Regions from separate parts of the Homo sapiens genome. Here region 2 is linked to region 1. Evidence: chromatin loops called from intact Hi-C (ENCODE). Cell type or tissue: mammary epithelial cell. All regions are shown on one strand. Links, peaks and the distances in the headings refer to the core of each region. The heading gives the core; the rest is flanking DNA.

Region 1 (5,958 bases), core at 1,564-4,063:
ATTTTCAATCCTTATATTAAAGGAATTACTACTATGCTATGTCATCATACTTTTAAGAATTGGTTCTGAAAACTAATTGGAAATGTGGCCACCTATACAACTTTATTTGCTACAGAAGACAGACTACAGGTTTTATTGTATGTTGATTTATTATGGAATGAAAAGATACAAATAAGAGACACAAAATGAATAGACAATTGAAAATGCAAAGACTTGCCAATCTCTTAAGGACTGTTAAATACAAAATAGTTTTGGAAGTGCACGATCCTATTAATGAATTAAAATGAGTTAAAATCGTATCTTGATTTTTCAACAAAAATGTATTTTGAAAATATAAATGCATAAGATGTTTTTAAAATCCTATATATCTTTGCATTTTAAAATTAAATTCCTGAAAATACCTCCTTTCCAAAGTTAAAAGAAATTTGGCTCCAGTACAAACTTTGTTTAAAGTAAACTTACTCAGATTTTTCTTTATGAACTACATAGAGATTTCATTTATTTATAGTTTCACTGAAATTTATACCTGCTCTATGGATGAATCATGACCTATAGATTGTATCCTCAGTAAAATTAAAAAATGAATCAACATACAATAAAATCTATAGTTCTACTGTGTTTTCTATAAGCAAAATAAATTTGCATAGGTCACCACGTTTTCAATTACTTTTCAGTGCCAACTCTGAGAAGAAAACTTAAATTTGCTCTTAAAAATATATGACAACATAGCAGAGTAATACTTTTCCAAAAGTAAAAATTAGGGTCAATTTGTCATCAAGAATGTCTGTCAGGATTTCTATCCTTGCTATTTTATACATATTGTATGTTAGCAGAGAATTTTTCCTGATTCTTCTAAGTAGGATTTTTATGGAGTCCAAAGAGCCTTAGTAGACTGGAGTCCAAATTTTAATTATTTGTATTCAATGCACTATGCTTAGTGAACTTTAGTTTTAAACAATCAAAATCTTCAGTTCACAGAGAAGACAAGGGATAAAGGAAATTTTCTTATTTTAAGGATATATTTTTTCTCAAAATAATATGTAAAACAAAAAATACTTGTGAAAAAATTATATTCTATGATTCATCTGTTAAGAAAACAGTCTCATTTCTATTTTTTCACTGCTGTATTTCAGGTATGTCTTAGAATGCTTAGTAATTATGGGCATGAGCATATGTTTATTTATAATGTGTATATATACACACATTATATATATAAAACAATATATATTATATAAATATACATAATGTATATATATTACATATATATAATTACATGACCCTAGGTAAGTTGATTTTGATAAAACTTGGTATGAGAAATTCATAATGAATTATTAAATCTATTCAAATTAATTTTACTCTATAATTTCTACTAGCATATCACCTCAATTTGGAGATGCATATATGTTCTTAAATTCTGTTTAGAACTTTTACAAGAGGCAGTATCAGGTAAACCAAACAAAATGGTTAAGAAGTGGGTTTCATATAATAATGCTGGATCCTTCAGACTGGATAACTACAGCAGGCTCAGAGACAGTCTGCAAAGCAGCATGTAAACAACACACGTGTGTGCATGAGCAGGGGCATGTGCAGGTGTGTGTGTGTAATTGTAGCCTGGCATTTCTAACTAAACTAGTGACAGAATGCTTTTATGACATTCTTCTATTCAGATGAGTAATATAAAGTGAAAACATGCTATCTACTAGTGATAAATGGCCCTGGCTTGGAACAGTCCAAGGTTTTCTCTATAGAACTCCTCCACTCTTTGTATTGCATGTACTGTAACTTCCCCAATAAAACTTTATTAAAGTGCTGGGCAAACTTATCCATTTCTTATGGAATTTCATGTCAAATTTCTTTATTCAGGAAAAATTATAACGCTCTATGAAAATAAATGTGAAGTGAAAGGAGAAAAAAACTATGTTATTCAGCATCACTGTGAAATTTCATTTTCTCAAAATATTTGACAAAATTGAAATCCTGTTAAAAATGCAAAGCATTATCTTTCTAACACTCTTGAAATTAGGATACAATATTTTGTAATTCAGCAAATATTAATTGAGTACCTACTTACGTTTTAGGTACTGTTTTAGAAATATAGAAAAATTCGATGACAGGTTCAAGGCCACACGGAACCTTAGGTAACAAAGCCAGAAAAACTTAAAATCTCTAGTCAACTAATTCAGATGCTCATTTCACTATTTTGTTATTTAGTATAACTCATTTGTTCCTCATCAGGCCATTTAAAAGGTTTTTATTTCATATCTCAAAACAATTTTATTAAAAAAAAGGCTTTCTATGAAATTATGACACCAAAGATGAGCACCATTAAATTTAAGCAAACTTATTTTTAACATAACTTTTACTTAATTCTGATTGTCACCATTTGATCTAAGTCCTGTATTTACAAGGAGAATATATAATTTGAGGAGTTTTAAGATAAGCCCTATCACTCCTTTTAAGTTACTCAATTTAAAAATGATCTCCTTTAGTAATTTCTATTAATTCTAAACAATAACACTCACAGCCATATACTTTATTTTAATAAATAAAAATTTACAAACTACTATTGTATTTTTAAATGGTCAGGTGAAGTCTTCTTCCAAGAGACAGCTTAATCACCATATTATCTATTATTAAATGTACAATAAAAGGACTTTTCTATGGCAATAGTTAAACCAGACTTATCAGCATTTTTTTTTTTAACTCAGTGTCTGCCTGAGGTCAAGTTAACAGAAGTATCCAACTGTCATATTAGAGGAAACCTTATACCTAATAGAGAGTTGCAGGCATCTGTTCAGGACCTGGTGATTTTTAAAATAGTTTTATTAAGAATGTAAGAGCTGGCATGTAATTGGTATACCTCTTATCTTTTAATCACACATACACAAAGTAACTGAATGAAATTATATTGTGTCTCTTACCTAAAGAATGTGCAGCTGTGGTTTTTGAGCTGAAAAACCGGCCAAGCCCAAGATCTCCAAGTTTTACCACCCCAGTGGCTGTAATGAACACATTAGCTGGTTTTATATCTGTGAATAAATGAAGGGATCAGGTAAAAGATGATAGACATTTTAGAAATTTTAAAGGAATTAACAACTACTTTTCGTGACAGAATTTAAAATTTATTTTAATCATGAAAGTTTGATTTATGAACCAATTAGTTTATTTTGAATAATTCTGATATATCCTAATACCTAGGAGTTCTCGATTCTCTGCTAGACAGCTAATCATCAATGTAGCATGATGAACATGATTATTAATTTCTATTTCAAATGCATTTTGTTTTCCATTTTCAAAAAACCTGTGAAATTCAAAGCACAAAATACACGTGTCCTTTTGATATCAATTTTAAATAAAATATCTTAATAAAAATTAACTTACTGGTAGATTTGCATAAAATATAAAACCACGACAACACTATAAGGCACATATTTATTTACTTAGATGGCTTTAAAAATCTTAATTGCATAAATGAATTGTATTAAAATTTTTCACACTTCAGTATCAGCGGATCAATTACTTATTGATGTAATGTTAACACACTCTGCTCAACCACTTGAATGAAAAGAATGCTGAGCTAATACTGAATATTAAAAATCTAAGTGGTTATGATATACATTGTTTATTTGAAGAAACAAAAAACTCTTCCTTATATATATTTGATTGCTGTCTTATCTTTACCAACAGCATCTTACTGGTTAGTAAGATGCTCAAAAGAGTCAAGCAGATTAATTTACATTCTTATTTAAAACCTAGTAGTGCTTTATTTAAAGGTTTAACATTCTAGCATAATTATAATTTGAAAATAATTACCTGAAAAAGTATGGTATTATGTACTGACTTGAAGACATTTACTTTGAAGAACTTACATCATTTAAAACAAGATTAAAAGTACTTAATGATTTTATCTTACCTCTATGCATGACTCTTCGAGAATGCATGTGTTCCAATGCACTGCAAAGCTGAACAAAATACTTCCAAACAGTTCTTTCAGGAATTAGCCTCTTTTGCTTCTTAAAATGCTTTTTGAAAATTAAAAATAAGAACTATAAAAACTAAAATTTCTCAAGACTGGATTCTGGTAAGCAAAAATCCGTAAGTCAGAAAAACAGCTAATTTTATCTACCATTATCAACTAAAAAGCATATGATCTTTATACTGAAATTATTCCAATAATTTTATCTGACATAATGGCTTAAGTTTTTTTCCTATTATAACTAAGGTTAGCGGAAACTGTGTAACAGTACCTTTTTGTGATGTCCCACTATTTCAAAAAATTAACATCTATATAAAACAATTTCTTGTCTTAAAAGGAAGATGTCAAATTTGATTTTAAGAAGAGCCAGAATAAAAAAGTCTAGATACCAGTAGGTAATTATGTTCATTAAAAGACAATTCTTCTCCTGGCAGAAGGTTTCACTACAGAATTCCTTTTAAATATTGAACCACCCTGGTGATTTGAAATATCATAATTTATTAAAAATTAAACAAATAAAAGGAATTTATGTAGAAAGTTTTCATGAATATTTCTACTGCACAATGCAAGTCAAACTTGTACTTTGCTTTGAATGAATGAAACTAAACTCCATGGAAGAAAAACCTTACAGGAATGCCCAGGCAAAAAGCTGACAGCACCAATAGGCTACTTAGGAGAGGGGTCCTGGCACATAAGAGGGCAAATACTACAATAATTGTAAAACCAGAGGTACTTATTTATGCTCATTTTTTCTACAATAAATCTGCTAGAAGACTATACTAATAATATACTACTTCAAGGACAAAGTTCTTAGCTTCATAAGACTTACAAAGATTCAACACATAAAAATTATTTTTCAAAAACAAAATGCAACTGGTTTCCCATTTAACAATACCTATAAATGACCAACATGAATATTGCATTGTAATAGGTTTCCATAAAATTTTCTAATAATTTTAACTGTTTTAAAATATATATAGGTATTAAAATTTAAATATGTACTTTAATGCAATTTATCCAAAGACATTTTGAGAAGTCCAACTAAATTGATTTTTTGTTATTGAATATGGAGGAACTATACTTGAGAAAATTCTAAAACAGCTACCTTTCAGTTTTTACACCTGTGACCAGCTGAGGGCAGGCTGAATGGAAAAACAGTACAAGGAAATCTGCTGATATCCTTACTTCATACTTAGCAAAAAATTATATCTACTGTCTCATATGTACTCAAGGTATGTACCAAAAGATAAATCTTTAAGGAAAAGCTAATAATCTTAGTTTAATCTTTCTTATAACACATATTACAGAAATAAATTTATTAGCAATTTCAATAGTTATTATATCAGTAACATTACATCCCAAAGAATAAATAACAATTAGATGACCAGGTAATTAAAAAGCAAATCAGGGTCTTACTAAAATGTTAGAAACCTCCCATATCATGTTTCAATACTAAGTCTTTTTAATTGCAGACTGTGTCAACATCAGTTTTCATTCAAAGGGGGCAATGCTACAAAATCAGTTCTTTACACATAATTTTCTTTCAGACTTGGAATGAGTCCAAATAAACCCTGTATATGTGCTCTCCCTGATGCTGGATTAGCATATCAGAGGACTGTTTGATGTCAACAGGAAGATGGGGACCAGGTTTCTTTTCATTCAAAAATAAATATAACATATCATGTGTGTATCAGACCATGAAAACAAATTTTTATGCTTTAATACGGATTTTGAAATCATCATAATTATAATGTAGTTGGCAGTTTACTTTTTAAATACCATTATAAAAAAGAAATCAAATCTAAAAGAAAAGGCATAATTTAAAAATTGCCCCCAAATTGCACAATAGGGAAGACGTTACCGGACCAAGATAATCTGATTATTTTCATGTTTTTGTATTCTTTGAGACTGTAACTTACAAGTTAAACCTGATGACAAGAAGCTGAATTCAATATACTACTACTCAGAATGACCTGGTCTAA
Region 2 (5,958 bases), core at 2,241-4,740, 72 kb before region 1:
GCTCTGGGTTCTTTACCTGGTGGAATCATTCAAACTTCCATTTCAAAGGGTCTGAGTTCTTAATTGTCCTGTCTTTTTTGGTTGCTGTTGTTTTCCATTCATCTTTATTACTAGACACGAAAAGTCTAAAAGACCCCCAGACATTCCCATGGGTTGCAGACATTGTCTTCCTTGACCACATTTTACAGCAGCAACCTAATTTGTTCTTGGTGATCAGGTGAAGTTACTTAAGAATTAACCCATTTTTGTTTGCCTGTTGGTTCCGTGCATAACAAGCCCTGTATGCCAAGGTCTTAGTCTCATCATCTGATTTAGTGGAACAATTGTTATGTCCTCTGGTGGAAACATTTCCACGTCAAGGACTAAGAACTCTAAACATGCAGAGCTCAGTTTTTTCTTCACTACCCACTCAAAACTGGCAGTCTTATGAATGATTTTTTTGGCATAAATGTATGAGATATAAGTGCAGTTTTAATACATGCATAGATTGCATAGTGGTCAAACTAGGGCTTTTAGGGTATCCGTCACCAGCATAGCACGCATTGTACCCATTAAGTAATTTAAGAAGCACATTCAAATGTGGTATAGAGTGCCCCCAAAATTCAAGAAACACTTCTGTTTTTCATAGGTGATGCAAGATATAGTAATTTGTTTTTCACTTTGAAGTGGACGTTTCAGCATGCTGCAGACTATTGAACTTTCAGAAACTTCACTAAGGTGGCAGGCCCCTGAATTTCTGCAGGGTTTCACTCCATCATTCGCAAATGTATCATGAAAGCATCTGAAGTATTTGCTACTTCCTGCTCATCAAATCCATTCTGCATAAGACAGATAATGTTTCATGAAATACCTAGATACATTTATGTGGTTTTCATCACTTCAATGTATAATGGATTTATCACTAATCATTTTTGTGTAGGAATAACTTCCAAGACTTACCTTGCTTACTCACTGAACATTGTAACACAAACCTACCTGGCCAGATATCACACAAAGTGTGACTTTTGGCAACCAGTACTGGAAGTAAGTTAGCTGTGAGCAATGAAGAAGAAACAAAGTGTAAAATATGCAAAGGCAGAAGCAAATCTGTAGAAACCCCCTGCGGTTATCAAACATGTATATTTGTAAGTAGATGATTCAGCTTTCATAGATGCTTAGTCAAGATGAAAGTTCTCTTCCATATTTGATGATGAAGCATATAGAAGTGTACACTGAATTTTCTTCTTTTTTATAAAAATCAAGTGAAATAGAATAAACAAGAATTCCTTTATTTGTAGGTTACAAACCCCTGACAATCCCACAAATGGCAAGAATGTCTATGAAATCACATCTAACAATAATTTTTAAAAAACAAATTTTTATCAACCACATAGGGAAAAAGACCAAATTTATGGTTCCATTTTCTCAGTTAGAATTATAACAAAATTCTTATCATTTGAAGATGAAAATTAGGAGTATGCAAGCAGCTAATTAATTAAAATATTGTTATTTTTCTAGAATTTGTGATATGAGATTTGTCAGCCTTTTACATTTTTCATTTCTTACATTTTCTTTACTCATTCTCAGTACATATTCACTTTTATCTAATGGTATATTGATAATTTTGTGTATTACTCTTTAAAAGTTTTCCAAAATTTTAGAAGGTTCAGGACCATCCATATTTGAATCTAACCCTATAGTGACAAGACATGCAAAGATTGGTCTTGTAACTTACATATAAACTTGATGTTTTAATACTCACACATGTTGAAAATCAAACATTATTTATATAGATATTTACATACCAGTCTGAGATGTATGCTTTGCTTATCCTAAGGCAACAAAAACAAATCTAAGGCTTCTAATTAATATGAAAATACTCCATCAGCAATGACTACATTCTTCCCTGAGATAGTTCCCCCCACCCCCACCCCACAAAAGAAAGGTCTTGGCTTTCTCTAAGTTCCTTCTCTTACAGTGGTACACTTCTTAAAAAGAAAATTTAAACTTTACTAAAACCTAAACTGACTTACACAGAGGTGCTTGTGCTATATGAGCTACTGGTCATGCTAAACTGCTTCAGTTACATGATAATTTTATCCTAAAACTCACATGCAAATTAATTCTATAAGGTTGGCAACTTGTGAAGCTACCTGGAGTTGGGGATAATCTATCTTATCCTGGTTACACCGTGGATGGGGAGAGGGGACACATATTGTCATCACCTTATTACTTCTTCACAGAGGATCTTGCTGTGTCCTTGGTGAAGGGGTATTTTTCTGTATTAAGTAAATACAAATCTTAGAAAAGAAATAATCCATTAAACTCTAATGACTGGTAACCCTCAACCAAAACATTCACTGAATAGGGTTAAAAATATTCAAGACAATATGACTTAACTGCAATATCAGTCTGAACCTGCCATTGGTATTATTTAAAGTTCTAGTCTTTTAACATATATAGGTGTATGATTATATATGTATTATGGATATTAGATAGGTGGTTCAGAAACCCAGAATTTTCATATGCCAAAAGTGAGTGGGTGGCTCTATAAAAATTAGTCTGCATATGGTCCTGTGTTGTTATAAATAATGAAGTCAGTACTGGAGAACAAAAGAGTGAAAAACCAAAGCTGACAAACAGCAGAAATGGCTTGCAGGTTAAGACTTTAAAAGCAGCGTGCGGCTGAGAGCTTTAAGAATAACATCAAGTGCAAAGAGAAATGAAAATGAAGTCCAGACATCAGCCTAACTAAAAGACCATGAATGGATGTGCAGGATCAGTCATTTTTAACTGAAGATTAGTATCAGTTGCTTTATTATTTTAGCTGCATAAAACACTCACATAATTGATCAAGTTTTGCTGACATGTCATACTTGACAGATTAGACTAAAAAGTCTTATTTCCAACCAAAAAGCTCTATAATACACATTAAAGGTATTTGACAGGGGAGTGCCTCCTTATTAAGCCATTTTCCTTATGCCTTAAATTCTAAGAACGGTATAAATTAGACTGCTTGTACTTAATTTTCATCTTTGATGGAAAAAATTTAGAAGTTTGAAGAATCTATTTGCCATTGATTCAATATGCCAACCAATAAGGTAGCCTTTCTTTGGAAAATGCTCTCTTTTCTCCTGATGTTTTGTGATTCTACCCCACACAGGATCCTTAAATATTGAAACATCTTTTTCCTAAATAATCCATCCCTCCCATTAGCATAGTCTTATTGTGCATACTCAGTGTGATTTTTTGTTGTTGTTTTAGGATATGTTGTTTGTGTGTATGTGTATGTGTGCACATGCGTGTGTTTTGGGGTTCTGGAAAAGGTTGTTTTTGTTTTGTTTGGGTTTTTTATTTGAAGCAAGTAATTCAGCCATATGTGGGACTTTACTAAACCAGGCAGAATTTGTGGTTGTAAATAAACATATTTTCCCTCCAAAATCTACTACCTATTAAAGTGTAGTCCCATCTTACCCAACAAATAAAAGGTTATCCATGTAAAATTACCTTAGAAATCTCAGTTCATGAATGTTCAGCCACCTAGGGGGCAGTGCAGTTGGAAATATAAATGCAAGTGACATCCTGTGTGCCAGTAGACAGGGGAGGGTCAAGGATAAAAGAAGAAAATGAAGATATTTAGAAAAAACTTTGAAATAAAAGAACAATTTAATAAAGGGCTGCTTGTTAAAGGCAGGTAAGAAAGGGCTGAAGTCAAGGGGTTGCTCAGTGTACCAGAGGTCAAGAAAGGGTCCTTTCAAAAATACTTGTCTGCATAGGAGAGTTATTTTTTATTGCTTGAAACGAAACTACTGAACCAGATGACATTTAAGGTTCTTTTTTTATTGAGGAACCCCTTGGAATGCAATATGACCTAACTTAAAGGAAGGAGACATAAGGCGGGAGAGGTGGAGAAAAGAGGAAGAGAACATAGAAGAGGAAAGGTGAGCAATCTGTACCTTGGACTGAAGTGGAACAAACTGTGGAGCTAACAAAAAAAACTGAGAGGAGTAGGTGTCTCAATTCCTAATTGATGTGCTAAATTGGGTTGAAAAAGAAAACATTGACTTATATTTTCTCCTACTGCCTTCCAATTGACAACTAAGAATCCCAAATAAAAGACATATTATAAACTAAACACTAACATTTGAAGAGCAATATCACTTCAAGGATGTATTAGGAGATTCAGTCTCTCTCCCCTCCACCCCATCCCACCTCCATCCCCACTCTCTCATCCCACTTACCATGTGAGGATATGACAAAAAGATGGCTGTCCCCACTCTCTCATCCCACTTGGCCATGTGAGGATATGACAAGAAGATGGCTGTCCCCACTCTCTCATCCCACTTGGCCATGTGAGGATATGACAAGAAGATGGCTGTCTCCAGGCACCACAAATGCCAGTACCTTCATCTTGGACTTTTCAGCCTCCAGAACTGTGAGGAGTAAATGTTTATTGTTTAAGTCACCCAGTCAATGGTATTTGCTGTGGAAGCCCAAACTGACTAAGACAGCTATTGTAACCAAAATGTCTTAAGATCACTGTCTCTGTACTTCATTTTCCTTTCCGTCACATTTCCTTTCAGGTTGGGTAGCATGTTGGGATGCAGTTGAGAGGAAATAAACTTAGGGATATAATTAGTTTTGGGTTAGTGAGATACATTTATGTGGGTCTCAGCCATTTCTGTTCACAATTAGGTTATTGCTGGCTCTCCTAATATAAGAATGGCTTCCATAAATACTCCTAGCATCTAGTGTGCCCACTTTGCAAAGCTATAGTATGAAGGTATGGGCCAAAGGTCATGTCATAATAGGAATGTGTCCTGAAAACTCATCATAGAAAGTCTGTAATCCGTGGAAGAGAAATAAAATTTTAAATATTTGAAGCCAGGAGCTAGATGTAGAATTTCTTTTCAAATATTATAACTCATATTTGAAGGAAAACGAATAGAATGACTACCCTAAAAATTTACTTGATGTGACTAAATACAAGTTATGAAGCCACAGAAAGCTTTTATGTACTATTATAATTTAAAAATTGAGCAAACATTTTTCTATAGAAAATGAAATGAAATTATAAAATTGTCTTCATGTGGAGAAGTGAAAAAAAGAGTAGAAAACCAAAAAGGCTGTGAAAAACAGTGTTAAGTGTGTGTTAAACAATTAATAATAAATTTTTTTTTGTAATTCTATCATGTTTTTGGTATTTGTCAGCTTCTTAATTGTCACAATATGTGATTTCTTTCCTCACCTTAAATAGCATTTACTCCCTTACCTAATTTTGCATTTTTACTTTGTATCATTTTCCTTAAATAAGGTCTCTGAAATTGTTTCAGCTGAGGCCTCACTAAACCTGGATTCGCATTTGCTTGTGGGGATCCAGGTAAACCACTGATGATTTGTAAAATAACTGATGGTCTGTGAGTGTTGGAGGGGAGGTGATAATCAACAGAGAAAGCCACCACCATGCATCATTAAGTAAAATGATGTTTGTTTTTCCTTCCTGTTCCCTTTCCTAGCATCCAACATCAAAAGAGTTAGGTCTTGATAAGGAAGAGAGATCCTCAAACCTGACCATGGCTCCATCAACCTGTGTCTACTTCAAGGGGCAGAAGTAGAGAGGGGATAGAAAGAATAGACCTCCCTGCCTCCTTTAAATCTACTATATCTCCAGCCTGGCCCTTGATAGAGTTAAGAAAACTTATACAACTTTGAATCAAATATAAAAGTAGTATTCAAACTGAATTAGACTGAATTTTTCACAACAGAAAAATACCAGAAAGTTATGCAATCTGCTCCAGGTGCTATTAAGTAACAGTTACCAACTCAAAAAAAAAATTCAACAAGCACATTTGGGTATGTGAATGGAGAAAAATAAAACCAAATATAGTCTATATAAGCAGGGAAGAGAAAACAGTAACCCACTGGCTTAGAATGCAAATAGAGACAAGCATAAGGCTGGAACGTCTGATCACTGTGCTA

The links. A loop is a pair of places that touch in the nucleus more often than their neighbours do. Peaks named below come from ENCODE experiments on the same cell type or tissue, not always from the same donor. Only the 100,000 strongest peaks of a DNase experiment are listed, where the experiment ranks them.
Region 2: it touches region 1 in a loop (8-fold over the local background); 2 of 110 quality-filtered maps call a loop at or near these places.

The regions. Positions count from the first base shown.
Region 1 is chr1:198,276,025-198,281,982 of GRCh38, reverse strand. NEK7 (NIMA related kinase 7) reads right to left here. Exons shown (of 10, transcript NM_133494.3): 6 at 3,914-4,022; 7 at 2,922-3,029. Among named protein-coding and RNA genes, the nearest start is that of NEK7, 120 kb to the right of the region's middle. In mammary epithelial cell, for the core only: no CTCF peak of the experiment used is centred there; a DNase peak (open chromatin) is centred at 2,942; H3K27ac peaks cover 303 bases.
Region 2 is chr1:198,348,220-198,354,177 of GRCh38, reverse strand. No RefSeq gene overlaps it. Among named protein-coding and RNA genes, the nearest start is that of ATP6V1G3, 190 kb to the left of the region's middle. In mammary epithelial cell, for the core only: a CTCF peak has its summit at 3,529; no DNase peak of the experiment used is centred there.